Linked DNA regions of Homo sapiens: region 2 is linked to region 1. The links are chromatin loops, found by intact Hi-C in ENCODE. Cell type or tissue: psoas muscle. All regions are shown on one strand.

The links. A loop is a pair of places that touch in the nucleus more often than their neighbours do. Peaks named below come from ENCODE experiments on the same cell type or tissue, not always from the same donor. Only the 100,000 strongest peaks of a DNase experiment are listed, where the experiment ranks them.
Region 2: it touches region 1 in a loop (2.5-fold over the local background); 5 of 110 quality-filtered maps call a loop at or near these places.

What each region holds. Positions count from the first base shown.
Region 1 is chr16:21,080,097-21,088,096 of GRCh38, forward strand. DNAH3 (dynein axonemal heavy chain 3) reads right to left here. Exons shown (of 62, transcript NM_001347886.2): 19 at 6,753-6,964; 20 at 1,540-1,631. Among named protein-coding and RNA genes, the nearest start is that of DNAH3, 67 kb to the right of the region's middle. In psoas muscle, a CTCF peak has its summit at 3,908 (motif pointing left); a DNase peak (open chromatin) is centred at 3,885.
Region 2 is chr16:21,029,163-21,037,162 of GRCh38, forward strand. DNAH3 (dynein axonemal heavy chain 3) reads right to left here. Exons shown (of 62, transcript NM_001347886.2): 35 at 7,552-7,686; 36 at 4,812-4,923; 37 at 1,883-2,124. Among named protein-coding and RNA genes, the nearest start is that of DNAH3, 120 kb to the right of the region's middle. In psoas muscle, no CTCF peak of the experiment used is centred here; a DNase peak (open chromatin) is centred at 4,739; H3K4me3 peaks cover 660 bases.

The DNA.
Region 1 (8,000 bases):
GGCCAGCCTGGCCAATGTGGTGAAACCCCGTCTCTACCAAAAATACAAAAATTAGCCAGGCATGGTGGCGGGCACCTGTAACCCCAGCTACTCGGGAAGCTGAGGCAGGAGAATCACTTGAACCTGGGAGGAGGAGGTTGCAGTGAGCCGAGATTGTGCCATTGCACTCTGGCCTGGGTGACAAAGTGAGACTCCGTCTCCAAAATAAAATAAGATAAAATAAAATAAAGTTTCTAGTAGCCACATTTTAAAAATATTAAAAGACACAGGTGAAATTAGTTCCAATAATGTATTTGACTCAATATATCCAAAATATTATCATTTCAATACTAATCAGTATTAAAAATTGTTAGGTATTTTGCATTCTTTTTTCTTGTAGTATGTCTTCGAAATCCAGCCTGTATTTTATACTTACAGCACATCTAATTCAGACTAGCTGCACTGTAGGGGCTCAATGGCCACATGTGGCCAGTGGATGCTGCTTTGGACAGTGCTGACCTGAAGGATTTGTTAAAATGCAGACTGCAGGGCCCATCTGCAGAATTTGATTATGTGGGTTGGGTGGGGCCTGAAAACGTGCATTCTAGCTAGTTCCTAGCTGACGCTGATGCAGCAGATCTGGGTGCCACACTCACCTAACAGGGTCTCCAGTCCAGGCAATGCAACATCTCCCCACCCATCGCCCTGAAGGAAGTGTGAAAAAGCAAGTAGGGTCCTGAGAAGCTCTGTTCTAGAGGTAGCATCCAAATGGTAAAATTCTCACACACAAACTCCAGGGGAATTTGGAGAAGGGAAGAAAGCAAGAGAAAAGACTTCTTTTTTTTTCTTTTTTTTAAATTAAGATGGAGTCTCACACTGTCACCCAGGCTGTAGTGCAATGGCGCTATCTTGGCTCACTGCAACCTCCACCTCCTGGGTTCGAGCGATCCTCTGGCCTTAGCTTCCTGAGTAGCTGGGACTACAGGCATGTGCCACCATGCCTGGCTAGCTTTTGTATTTTTAGTAGAAACGGGGGTTTCACTATGTTGGCCAGGCTGGTCTTGAACTCCTGACCTCAAGTGGTCCGCCTGCCTCGGCCCCCCAGAGTGCTGAAATTACAGGCATGAGCCACTGTGCCCAGGCGAGAAGAGACTTCTTATTGGACCAGGTTTCACACAATCTTAAAGCTCAGAGACGGTTGTTGCTTTGTTTGTTTAAAGAAGAGGAAACCGAGGCACAGAAAGGCTGAATGGTTTTGCCCCCAATCACTGAGAGCTGGGCTTGAAGCTCAGGTTCAAAGAACATTAAAAAAAAAAAAAACCCTTTGAAATAAAATCCATGACTCAATTTTCTAGTCACAACCCATCAGCAGCTCTGCAGCTAAAAAACAGAAGCTTCACCAATACGAGTTGGTAGCTGCAGGTAATTAAATAGCCTTAAGCCACCCTACGCCACAAGGAAAAAAAAACAAACAGCCCGATATGGAGCCAATCAGATCACTGTGGGAACTTACAGATCCTTTGACCAAAACCTTATCTGAAGGAGGGGATAAGCCCTTACTTTTCAACGAATTTGCCGAATCCAAATTCGAGCATATTTGAGAGGCAGGTCGTTTCGGTGGGCTTTATCTCATAGCCAACAATCTCACTGATCTGCAAAGAAAAGAGGAAAGCAAATGTTTGTTGTCCGAGGCAGTGCTGTCCAGTAGAACCTTCTGTGATGATGGAGATGTTCTTTTTATCTGCACTGCTCAGCATAACAGCCACGAGTGGCAGGTGGCTGTTGAGCACCAGAGATGTGGCTAGTGTGACTGAGGAATTTATTTTTAAATTAAATTAAAAAAATTTTTTGAGACAGTCTCACTCTGTCTCCCAGGCAACACAGTGCCATCATAGCTCACTGCTGCTTTGACCTCCCAGGCCCAAGCAATCCTCCCACATCAGCCTCCCCAGTAGCTGGGGCCACAGGCACACACCACCTTGCCTGGCTAATTTTTAAATTTATTGTAGAGATAGGGTCTTGCTGTGTTGCTCAAAGTGGTCTCAAACTCCTGGCCTCAAGCGATCCTCCCACCATAGCCTCCCAAAGTAGTCACATTACAGGAGTGAGCCGCCACACCCAGCTAATTTTAATTAGACAGGGTCCTGCTTTGTTGCCCAGGCTGAAGTGCAGTGGTGTGATCATGACTCACTGCAGCCTTGACCTCCCAGGCTCAAGTGGTCCTCCTCCCTCGACCTCCTGAGCAGCTGGGACCACTGGCATACAACACCATGCCTGGCTAACCTTTTTCTTTTTAAAAATTTTTTTGTAGAGATGGGGTCTCGCTATGTTTTCCACGCTGGTCTTGAACTCCTATACTCAAGCAATCCTCGCACCTTGATCTCCCAAAAATGCTGGGATTACAGGTGTGAGCCATCATGCCCAGTCCCTTTTACTTTGTAAAATGTGGCTACTAGAAACTTTAAAATTATTGGCTGGGTGCAGTGGCTTACTCCTGTAATCCCAGCACTTTGGGAGGCTGAGGCGGGCGGATCACTTGAGGTCAGGTGTTCAAGACCAGCCTGTCAAACAGGTGAAACCCTGTCTCTACTAAAAATACAAAAATTAGCTGGGCACGGTGGCAGGTGCCTGCAATCCCAGCTACTTGGGAGGCTGAGGCAAAAGAACAGCTTGAACCGGGAGGTGGAGGCAGGAATCAGCCGAGATCGCACCACTGCACTCCAGCCTGGGCAACAGAGTGAGACTCCATCTCAAAAAAAAAAAAAAATTAACACAAATGGCTCACGTTATATTTGTACTAGTCACAGAGGGCCAGTTTTGGCATCTATCAGTGCAGTTTCTCCCTAAGATCAAATGTTACCTTGTTCCATCTTGCTTTTTTTTTAACAGTTAAATTTTTATTATTTTTTAAATTTTTATTATTTTTTAAATTTTTCTTTTTCCATACTTTTTTTTTTTTGAGAGAGAGTCTCGCTCTGTCACCCAGGCTGGAGTGCCATGGCGCAATCTCGGCTCACTGCAACCTCTGTCTCCTGGGTCCAATGATTTTCCTGCCTCAGCCTCCCAAGTAGTTGGGATTACAGGCGCATGGCACCACGCCCGGCTAATTTTTGTATTTTTAGTAGAAATGGGGTTTCGCCATGTTGGCCAGACTGCTCTCGAACTCCTGACCTCAGGTGATTTGTCTGCCTCGGCCTCCCAAAGTGTTGGGATTACAGGCGTGAGCCACTGCACCTGGCCAGACCAGGAGATTTTTTTATAATGACTCAGAAAGCACAAAAGCAAGGAACCCAGAAGTAGTTACCGTTGAAATAACGGTCTTGGAAGACCAAGAGTGTTATAGGCACATGATGAAAAAATAACCAAAATAACACTAATTGCAAATAGGACATCAGAAATGCACCTTAGTGTAGTGATCCAAAAAGCCTTTTAGATTTGTGGCTTCCATTTCGTTTGAAACCACAGTAGCAACCCCTTTGCTGTTATCTATAAAGTCTGTGCCCCAAACGTAAGGCTCTAACTTTTTCTACCTACGTTCTGTAAATGACCAGAACCCCCAGCACAGCCATGGCCTTGCTTCAGAAGATCCAGCTTCTAGACTTGAGTGCTACAGATGGCTCATCCTTCAGATCCCCCTGCCAGAGCTAGCATCTGTGGCAGTGGATCTCCTAAGTTAGGCATCAGGGCAGAGAATGACATCCCCAGGCCTGGGGCTGTCCCCAGGGCGGCCTGTGGTGTGACCTACATACACTGCAGGGAGGAATGGGCTCTGCCTAGGGGCAGTCCGGAGAGTATCTAGGGGCCTTTGTCCTTTCTGAACTTGCCTCTTAACTGCTCAGCCCACTGGGCTTCCATTTAGGGGCTCACTCCTTGGGAGCCACTGTCCTAGGGCTGTGCTCCCCGGCCCTCTCTCACTGTGGTTTACTGCCCCCTACTGCCCGCTCCCTTCCTCTGACCGGACCTTTTTTGCCTTTTTGACTTTTCCAGGCTGAGTCAAACAGTGTAGAAAAATTCCAATCCCCTTTCCCACCACCAACTAGCCATCTGACAATTCATCTCTCCAAGTCTCAGTTTTCCAATCCGTGAAATGGAGATAATAATAATCTCCACTTCAAAGGCCTGTTTTAAGGGTGAAATGTGAGAATCCAAATAAAGTATACAACACAGTACCCAGCACCATAGCTGGTACTCAGTACATTTTCAATATCATCATTATTATTATGGTTAGAATTTTTTTACTTTATTTATTTATTTATTTATTTATTGAGACAGGGTCTTTCTCTGTTGCCCAGGCTAGACTGCAGTGGCGCAATCACAGCTCACTGCAGCCTCAACCTCCCAGGCTCAAGTGATGCTCCCACCTTAGCTTCCCTAGCAGCTGGGACTACAGGCATGTGCCACCACGCCCGGCTAATTTTTTTGTATTTCTTGATGGGGTTTTGCAGTGTTGGCCCGGGCTGGTTCTCAGACTCCTGGGCTCAAGCGATCCACTTGCCTCGGCCTCTCAAAGTCCTGGGATTATAGGCGTGAGCCACGGCACCTGACTGGGATTTTTTAAATTTAAATTAATTAATTTTTTAAATAGATGGGTCACACTATGTTGCCCAGGTTGGCCTCAAGCTCCTGGCCTCAAGTGATCCTCCTGTCTCGGCCTCCTAAAGTGCTGAGATTAGTGGTGTGAGCTACCTCGCTTGGCCTGGTTGGGATTTTCTGAGTGCCCACATACAAGAATAGCATCATAGAGGAAGCACCAGGTGGAGCAGATGGCTTTCCCGGCCCCGCGGCATGTTCTCCAAATGCCATCGACAAGGACACTCTTGATAGTGCCATCTCATAGAGAAACCTGGCACTACCAGAGGCCACCTGTCCCACCTAAGCTCCCTAACCCCCCCATCCCCCCGATGCAGGTCAAAGTCCTAGTTAGGCTGGGTCCGTAGAGAGAGGCACCCCGTGAGCACCAGCTGACAGCAACTCCTCCTCTGCGGATCCCTCTGCTGGGGCGTTTCAAAACCAGAAGTCATGGCCAGGCACTGTGGCTCACGCCTGTAATCCCAGCACTTTAGGAGGCCAAGGCAGGAGGATCACTTGAGGCCAGGAATTTGAGACCAGCCTGGGCAACATAGTAAGACCCCCCCCATCTCTATTTTAAAAATCAATTAATTAAAATTACAATTAAAAAATATCCCAGCCAGGCACGGTGGCTCATGCCTATAATCCCAGAACTTTGGGAGGTTGAGGCGGGTGGATCACTTGAGGTCAGGAGTTCAAGACCAGCCTGGCCAACATGGTGAAACCCCATCTCTACTAAAAATACAAAAATTAGCAGGGCATGGTGGCACGTGCCTGCAATCCCAGCTACTCAGGAGACTGAGGCAGGAGAACTGCTTGAATGTAGTGAGCCGAGATCATGTCACTGCACTCCAGCCTGGGTGACACAGTGAGATTCCACCTCAAAAAAAAAAAAAAAAAAAAAGAAAAACAGAGGTCTACTCAGACAGCCTATCTCTTGTCTATACATCACCCCATCCTTTGGTTAGGTCTCCAGTTCAAGACTTTTTGGGAAACTGAAAGTAGCTTCTCCCTACAAAAAGACCCTGACTCTCTCATGTATTAAGAGAGTCTTCCTCTCTCTTCCTAGGGAGAACAAAGTGCTCCTTGTCACTGTGTTGTCATTGGGTCCTTTCAGAGAGAATTTCCTCAGTCTTATACGTGGCTTTTTTGTCCCCCCGTTACCCAGGCTGGAGTGCAGTGACACGATCATGGCTCAATGCAGCCTTGACATCCTTGGCCCAAGCAATCCTCCCACCTCAGCCTCCCAAGTTACTGGACCACAAATGTGCACCACTACACCTAGCTAATATTAATTAATTAATTAGGGAGAGATGGGGGTCTCACTATGTTGCCCAGGCTGGGCTCAAACTATCCTCCTGCCTCAGCTTCTCAAAGTGTTAGGATTATGGTCTTGAGCCACCGTGCCTGGTCTTGAATGTGGTTCTGAGAGGGGGAATTACAGGCCAAGTCAGAGAAGAATCTTCCCAAAGAAAGCCATTTTCACTTCTAATTCCATACAGAGCGACTCCTGGTAAAGGATGTTTCAAGGCCATTGCTAGCCCTTGGAAGTGACAATTATTTTAGAAACACAGTGAGTTTTCTTTTTTCTGCTTAGTGTTCACACCACACTTATCACCCTCACACTTGGTTCCTTATAAAAATCCCAGCTATTTTTAAGGAGAATATTTATTTTTCTAATTTGTAGGCCCAAAGGGCTGAAAGAGGAGTGCAAAGTTATTTCTGAACCTGTTTGACAATAAAATGCCACACCAAAGTCATCCTAAGTGGGAATCATCTGGTATTATTAGCAACCCCCAGGGAGAGATGTGACTTTCTTTTTTGTGTATCCTAGGTCAAGGAGCAAATCAAGGTCCTCTCACTGTATTGAACATCCCTGTTGCACCTTGGAGGCTCTTGGCCTCCAAAAGCCCATCTGCTTAGGAAGCAGGAAGGAGACCCTTTGTGGTCATTGGCTCGAACAACACTCAACGAACCACGACCAATGGGGGTTCCAAGGAAAGGGCCAACCTGTCCAGGGGGCAGGGAGTTCATTCTCTTCCTTCAGAAGTCTTGCCACTCTCATTTGCTATCCCTTTGCCCTTAAATAGAGTCTCCTTTCGGAAAGGAGAAGCTTGACCTAGTAATGTTTCCTGCCTTCCCAAGGACAGTCAGGGCCAGGCCTGGGCTGCGCTGCTTGGGGGCGGGCAGTGATTGATAGAAACCTGCTGCCAGTGTCGGTCTTTCATTCCTGGGTTGCAGGAAATACTGAGGATGGGAATGTACTGCTTGAACTTATCGATCTTGATCTTCACATTCTCTGCTAAGCGCCTGGGTGCAGGCACATCAGACAAGGTCTTGATCAGTTTATACGTTGTCCTCCACATATTCCCTATCTCCTCCGCAATTTGCTCAGCATTCAGTAAGAAGAGGGGTCCTGAAATAGAAGAGTGAGGGAAAGGTCAGACCATCATGTGGATGTTAGTCATGCGTACCTTTAATTCCCTGAACTTAGAGCTGTGCCTCCTGTCGTTTGGAGATTGGAACACATACAGGCTTTGAGGATCTGAAACCTGCACTTAGCCAGTGGAACCTTAGATATGATACAGGACTTTTCTAAGCCTCAACAGTAACTCCTGTGACACAGGGGTAATAATGGATACCCTGGAAGGTGATTGTGGAAATTCAGTGAGATAATATACAGTGGCTAACATAATGCCTGGCATATAATGGATGTACAATTAGCATATCAATAGCTTTTTGTTTTGTTTTGTTTTTGACCAGTTGCAATGGCTTACACTTGTAATCCCAGCATTTGGGGAGGCCAAGGTGGGAGGACTGCTTGAGCCTAGCAGTTTGAGACCAGCCTGGGCAACATAGTGAGACCCCATCTCTACAAAAAATGAGAAGAAAAAGAAAAAAGAAAAAAATTGTTATTATTGGTTTTAGAATCTGCTATAGTAGTAATTAAAAGTGCTTCACAAAAGCCATGAAATATTAACCATCGGGGAAAGGTGAATGGAGATATGAGAGGGAGGCTGAGGCAGGCAGATTGTTTGAGGTCAGGAATTCAAGACCAGCTTGTGCAACATGGTTAAACCTCATTTCCACTGAAAATGCAAAAAATTAGCCAGGCATGGTGGCATGCTCTGTAGTCCCAGCTATTTGGGAGGCTGGGGTGGGAGGATCACTTGAGCCTAGGAGGTGGAGGTTGCAGTGAGCCAGGATAGTGCCACTGCCCTCCAGCCTGGACAACAGAGTGAGACTCTGTCAAAAAATATATGTATTTTAAAAGCAAAAAGTAACACCTCATTGTTTAAACTTACTCCAAAACACTAATTTCCTTCCCCTTCCTTTATTTTGCTAAGAACCTTTAGCATTTGGGTTTCACATCCAGCCAAGACCTTTCCATGCTGCTGCCCCTGCTTGGATATTTCAAATTGGTATTAACTCTTGCTATGTGATGTTGCTAA
Region 2 (8,000 bases), 51 kb before region 1:
GTTTATATAATATAGTCCATATCATGTAATAAAACATTTCCATTTTTGAATATTATATAATCAAAATTATGCACATGCTATAATTAGTGGATGTGTATAATTTGGATAATTAGCCCTTTCGTTGTTGAGCATGACTCACTCTTAGTCTTGTGACATTTAAACACAGTTAGAAAATATATTTTGATTTGATAATGATGTATATCCAGTGAAGGAATTCTTCCTTGAGATGATGATAAATTTTATTTTAAACAGTTATATAGCACTTGCTATATGCCAGGCACCATCAGAAGAGGTGTATAAATAGTAACTTATCTAATCTTCGTAACAGTATAAGGTAGACGCTATCGTCCCTACTTTACAGATGATGAAGTTGGGGCATCAAGAGACTAAATAGCTTGTCTGAGGTTACATAGCTGGAAAGTGGCAAGGCCAGGATTTGAACCCAGGCTCTCTGGCTCCAGAGTCCAAGCTCTTTTAGCCACCATACATACTGTGGCGCCATACTTACTGTGTTATCACTCTACTCTACTTATTTTTCCAAAGATTGGTGGTATTTTTGCAAAGATTGCTATATTTTCCAAAGGTCCTGGCATCAGTTTGGACTCCTAACTCTACTATTGAGCTGTGTTGTGTTGGGCAAGTTACATAAATTCCATCCCATATGCCCCCACTTTTTTTTTGAGACAAGGTCTTTCTCTGTTGCTCAGCTTGGAGCACAGTGGCACAATGAAGGCTCACAGTAGCCATGACTTCCAGACTCAAGGGATCCTCACACCTCAGCCTCCTGAGTAGCAGGACTACACGCACTTACCACCATGCCCAGTTAATTAAAACAAATTTTTTTTTTGTAGAGATGGCTCACTGTGTTGCTCAAACTGGTCTTGAACTCCTGGGCTCAAGCAATCCTCCTGTCTCAGCCTCTAGAAGTGTTAGGATTACACGTGTGAGCCTATAGGGCCCAGCCCATATGCACTTTTGCAATGTGACCTGTCTGCCTCCATCAAGAGGTGAAGTCTATTTTTCCACTTCCTGGTCAGGCCTTGTGAGTTCCTTGACCAACAGAATGCAGAGAAAGTAATGCTTATCAGTTTCAAGCATAGCTCTTAATATCTTGGAAACTTCCACTTCCTGACTCTTGGAAATCACCCACCACATAGGAAGCGCCACTACCAAGACACCACCAAGTGAAAAGCCCAAGCCATGTGAAGTGGCCTGGAAGAGGAGGTATTATTTTTAGAGAGAAAGAAAAAGAGAGAGAGAAAGATGGGCCAAATATGATTGTGCCACCAGGCATTGAGTGAAGACGCCATCTTGAATGCGGATTTTCTAGCCTGAGCTGCCCCAGCTGACATCAAAAGAGAGACCAACTGGCCAGCTGAGCCCTTTCAAAATTCCCAGCCCACAAAATCATGAGGAAAAGAAATGGTTGTTTTAAGCCGTTAAGTATTAGGGTAGTTTGTTATATAGCAATAAGTAACCAAAACATATCCCGCAGGTACTATGTGCAATCTCATTTAAGTATCAACAACCTCATTTTATTACTACCTTTCTACAAATGAGAAAACTGAGATTCAGAGAAGTGATGTGACTTGCTCAGTACAACACAGCTCAGTTGCAGGGCTAGGAGTCCAAACTGATGCCAGCACTAAGGCTCACTATTCAACGTGGTCTCTAAACATGCTTAGCTTACCAACTACAAGTACAAACAGAGCATAATTCATGAATTGATTACTATAATCCTCCTGTGGGGCATTTATTCTTAATGTATACAGAATACATACATAATAAATGTATGTCTCTATATAGTTTTGATCAATCACTTACTTCAATAAAAGAGTTTATGTCTCACTCATGGAAAAGTCATATCAGGGTCAATACTTACCTTTTTATTGTCATCCAGAACAGTGTTCATATTTTCAATCCAAATAGCATCCACTGGCCCATCAAATATAATCCACTTGCGATCATCAGAGAGTGAAGACGCTTGCTCCCGGAAAGCATTGGCAAGGACACCATCCATCCACTCGTGGCTCACTTGGTCAAAGCACCCATACAGCTGCCCCATCGTGATAGCCTTGGGGTTGATGATCTTGTACTCCACAGCAAACTCCTCCATCTGATTGGCTGGGCAAGAAGGTTCAACACCAGTTATAAAGGCTCTGGTGAGACCAGAAGGTTAAACAAGAGATGATGTCATCTCAACAACCAATCAACTTTTATAAATATGCCATATGAGGGAAGTCCTTCTTATAAAACATGTGCTCAGTTTTTATAGAGATTGGGATCTGGGGCCAGGAGCTGTAGTAGCTCACACCCATAATCCCAATACTCAGGGAGGCCAGGATGGGAGGATCACTTGAACCTGGGAAATGGAGGCTGCAGTGAGCTATGATTGTGCCACCACACTTCAGCCTGAGCAACAGAATGAAGCCGTCTCTCAAAAAAAAAAAAAAGACTGACTGAGACATCTGGATAGGCAATGCCTTACATTATTGGGTTATTATAGCCTTTGATTTCTCACCATACTTTCTTCCAATCCTCTTTTCAAATAGGGCAAATGTGCCAGTCAGATCCAGGACTACTTGCTGGGCACAGTGGCTCACGCCTGTAATCCCAGCACTTTGGGAGGCCAAGGCAGGTGGATCACTAGAGGCCAGGAGTTTGAGACCAGCCTGGCCAATATGGTGAAACCCTGTCTCCACTAAAAATGCAAAAATTAGCTGGGCGTGGTGGCGCATGCCTGTAAACCCAGCCATTCGCCACTTGGGAAGCTGAGGCAGGAGAAACACTTGGACCTGGGAGGTGGAGGTTGCAGTAAGCTGAGGCCATGCCACTGCACTCCAGCCTGGGCGACAGAGTAAGACTCTGTCTCGAAAAAAAAAAAAATCCAGGACTAAAGAAATCTGACTGCCCTCACAGAACTCAAGCAGGAAGGGAGAGTGACGCCTATTATCAGCCCTCTATGTACCTGCTCTCACAGCCACCCTAAGAACCTTGGCTTTTCAAACTCAAACAGGCTGAAGGAAGAAATTAAAAATGAAAAGAACAGATCAGAACCTTGGCTTTGATTTGAAATGAGGAAACGGGAAACAGCTGACAGGTAAAAAGGTTCTGAAAAATGATGGTTACTTTTCTGTCTCTGAAGGGCTAGTTTGGCCCCGAAATCGTTCTTGACTGCTCAGTGAGTGTCATTTGTTCCCAAGAAATACACGCTGGAGTATTAAAACTCAATTGGAACGTACAGGCTGATGGATGGCACAGCATATGTATTTAATAACAAAAAAAAATCACAATGCTTTTATGGAATCCTTCAAAGTAGGGAAAAGTTGAAGTGCTTGAGTCATGAACTAAATAAAGAACCACCTCTGGGCCAGGTGTTGTGGCTCATGCCTGTAATCTCAGCACTTTGGGAGGCTGAGGCAGGAGGATTGCTTGAGCTCAGGAGTTCGAGACCAGCCTGCGCAATATGGCAAAACCCCATCTCTACAAAAAATACAAAAATTAGGCGGGCATGGTGGTGCATGCCTATGATCCCAGCTACCCGGGAGCCTGAGATAGGAGGATTGCTTGAGCCCAGGAGGCAGAGGTTGCAGTGAGCCGAGACTGTGCCACTGCACTATCTCTAAAAACCATTAAAAATAATTAAATAAATAAAAAAGAACTACTCTGCAGCATCCTGAGGCAAACACAGTGGTAGCCTCCTTTTTCTTCACTCAGTTTCTTAAGGTATATTAAAATGGTATATTAAAGGTATATTTCTTTAAGGTATATTAAAATGCTAAAAATATTTTATATTTTATTATATTCTATTATTTTATTTTGAGACTGGATCTCACTCACCCAGGCTGCAATTGCAGTGCAGTGCGCAATCATAGCTCACTGCAGCCACAAACTCCTGAGCTGAAGTGATCCGCCCGCCTTGGCCCCTCAAAATGCCGGGATTATGGGTGTGAGCCCCTGTTCCCTGCCTCAAAATTTGTATCTAAATTTGAGATGCCCAAATTAGTTATTAAGGCTAGGATAACCCCCAAAACATAACCTCAAAAACCCAATCATCAAATGTTATTAGAAAAAAAATTTTAAATGAAAAACTTGAAGCAATGCATGCACGAAAAGGAAATGCTTTTATGAAACTATAGGTTTGTGTTTTATAAAAACAAAACAAAACAGACACACACACGAAAAAACCCACAACTGTTTCTCTGGCAGGAAACATAGTTTCCATTTGTTGCGTAGGCACTGTGCTCAGTTATTTACCTGCATGCTGTTACTTAATTCTCATAACAATCCCATTTTACAGCTGGGAAAACAGAGGATAACACAGGTTTAGTCATTTGCCCAAGTCTGAGTCTGATTCAAAAGCAGGAGCTCCTATCCTTGACTTTAAAAGGAAGGAAAGAAGAAAAGAAGGGAAGGAGGGAGGGAAAAAACTAAAGGGAAGGGAACAGGAAAAGAAGAGAATAGAAGCAAAGAAGCAAAACCATGCAGTGATTTGCTTTTAGACTAATTTTAAGGCCAATGACAAGAGTTTCTCTTTCACTGGGGGACCTTTGGAGAAACCACTGCTCAGCATTTGAGACAATTCCTCCAGGCCTTAATGATATGCACATGAAATCCCTTGTTATTATAGAAGCACCCCGCCCCCAACCCTTTATTTTCTGCTTGCAGACATCTGTGTGCCATGTTCTATTTCTAGCTCTGACGTCACGATCGAGGCCTGACAAGACTAGCAGCCTGGCATTATCTCCATGGAGCCAGCCAACTGAGCGAGGAGTTCTGTCCTCCCTGGAAGCCAGGGATGTGAGCTTTACCTGCGTGTAAATCGCCGAGAGCTGCAGCCAACACTTTATAAGCAGAGGTCTTGCCGCCCATGGGGTCTCCTACAATCATATAGCCATGTCTCACCAGCATCATTTCGTAGATCTGGGAGGAGACATCATTCATAAAAGAAGCTAATCATTGCAACGCTCCCCCATTGTGAGTTAGTCAGAAGTCAATGAGGAATGAGGGGTCAGAAGAGGATTCTCACAGTTGCTTCTACCTCTGGAGAACTTCGGTTCTTTTCATGGTCTATTGTTTACATATCTTTCAGACGAAAAAATATATGTGTGTGTCTCAGATTATTTAAGGGATGGGAACTACCATTTGCTCTGTACTTGTCTATGTGTTAAGAATCAACTGATAACCCAAATTATTTAATCTACTCCAATATCATTGACCACCTTTTACAAAGGGTAAGACTGAGCCCAAGAGAGGTTAAATACTTGCCCAAGTTCATCAGTGATGGAGCCAGAATTTGCAGACAGGGCTATTTGACTTTAACGCCTCTAATATTTTCATGACACTATTGCCATTTATTTTTAAAGAGAAAAAGAAAATGGCGGTCATTTTAGCAAATTGTGTTTCTCCTGGAAACTTTCTTTCTTGAGATCTAACTGCTTTGGTCATTTGCATTTATGTGAATTTTATGGTTTAAACAAATTTGCTCCTTTAGACTGTGACTCCCTCAGAGAAAGGGAACACAAGCAGCTTTGTATTTTAAAGATTAAGTTCTTATTATTTTTCACCTTGGAGGTGAGTAATAAGAAGCATCTAAATGAAGGTAGTGACAACGGGAGTGGTAGAGAAAGGAACACATGTAATTCAGCAAATATTTTTTGAGCATCTACTATGTGCCAGACACTGTTCTGGGTGCTGTAGACAGAGCAGAGAACAAAACAAACAAATCCCTAACCATTAAGTAGGGTTGACATTCAGGTAGGTTTGAAAGCTACTGTTTGAAAGTTACAGAGCAGAGAACAATACAAAATCCCTAACCATTAAGTAGGGTTGACATTCAGGTGGTTTGAAAGCTTGACTGTGCATCAGAAATAAGAGAGGAAGGCTGGGCTGGGTAGCTCACACCTGTAATCCCAGCACTTTGGGAGGTCAAGGTGGGGGGATCATTTGAGGTCAGGAGTTTGAGACCAGCCTGGCCAACATGGTGAAATCCCATGTCTACTAAAAATACAAAAATTAGCCGGGCATAGTGGCACATGCCTGTAATCCCAGCTACTCGAGAGGCTGAGGCAGCAGAATCGCTTGAGCCTGGGAGGTGGAGGTTGCAGTGAGCTGAGATCACGTCACTGCACTCCAGCCTGGGTAATGGAGGGAGACTGTTTAAAATAAAAAACGAATAAGAGAGGAAAACATTAAAGATTCAATAGCCTCTCACATTCTTCCTCACATTGAGACATCAATAAGTAAAAGGGCAGGTAGCTCCAGAACCCTTGTTTTTGAAAATATTACCTTGTTTTTGTAAATTGGTACTAAGCTACATGAAAGTTCATCTGTAGATCCGCAAATTACTTTGAAATATATCAAAAAGTAAGATGGATGGATGGACGGATGGATAAAAAATAAAACAAATAGTATAAAATATTAATTGTAAAATCTGGGTGGTGAGTACATGAATGTTCTGCGTACGTTTCGTTCAATTTTTCTGCATGTTTAAAATTTTTCATAATAAAATATTGAAAATTAAAGTTCATGCCTAGTTAAAGAATGGTCCTTCTGCAAAATCTCAATCATAAATTGGGGTTCAAAATTGGGTTAAATGAGTTGTGTCAAAAATTAGCTCACTTGCTAATACAGTAGGAAAAAGAATGATTGTTTTTACCACAAGGCAGTGTGATCTCAGAATCTGGAGACCTGGGTCCTAACTTCACTTGTAACTCACATTGTGACTTTGGGAAATGATGATGCCAATGGTGCTGCTGATGATGACGGAGATGGTGGAGTTGATAATGATATAGTATCAGGTACTATGTGTAGCACTTTACACACCTCTTCTCTCAAAATGACTCCATTTTACAGAGGACTGAGGATAAAAGAGGTGAACTAATTTGCCTAAAATCTCACAGCAAAAAATGATGGGATTTGGGAGGCTGAGGTGGGTGGATCACCTGAGGTCAGGAGTTTGAGACCAGTCTGGGTAACATGGTGAAACCCCATCCCTACAAAAAGTACAAAAATTAGCTGGGGGGTGGCGGCACGCACCTGTAATGTCAGCTACCCAGGAGGCTGAGGCAGGAGAATCGCTGGAACCTGGGAGGCAGAGGTTGCAGTGAGCCAAGATTGCACCACTGCACTCCAGCCTGGGCAACAGAGCAAGACTGCATCTCAAAAACAAACAAACAAACAAACAAACACAAAAACTGATGGAGTAAGTAAGTGGGTTTTTTGGTTTTGGTTGTTTGTTTTACCTCCATTTCTTTCTTCTTTTTTTTAAGAGTCAGGGTCTCACTCTGTCACCCAGGCTGGAATGCAGTGGTATGATCATAGCCCACTGCAGCCTCGAACTCCTGGGCTCAAACGATCCTCCCACCTCAGCCTCTCAAGTAGCTGGGACTACAGGCATAGGCCATTACGCCCAGCTAATGTTTTACTTGCATTTCTACACAGGCACCTCTGATTGCTGTCACTTCAGTTCCAATCTCCTATAAGACTTTACTGTTTGCTGACTTCAGCAAACAGTAAAACAGGCACATTTATATGGGCTAAGGAACCAACCTGGATAATTTTCCCTATAAACCAAGGTACTGGCTGGAGTTTCATCTTTTTGATGTTATCATTCAGCACTTTCAGAAAAACTTCATAGTCTGGCTTTGGAAGAACAACTCCAGGAAATAAATCAGATATAATTCCCTGTTAAAAAGAATTTAAAAGAAAGTGGAAAGGATAAAGTATCAGATATATGACCTCAACATTTTCCTAAAATGAGATGTATCAACAACAGAGATCTTTGAAAAATTCCAGACCTTATTTTTCTTGCACCAAAACTTTTCTACAATTACAAATGAAAATGCTATTTATAAAACATAATTTCTGGCTAGGCCAGAATCCCTGTGTAATCCCTGCACTTTGGGTGACCGAGGTGGGTGGATCACCTGAGTTCAGGAGTTCGAGACCAGCCTGGCCAACATGGTGAAAACCCGTCTCTACTAAAAATACAAAATTCA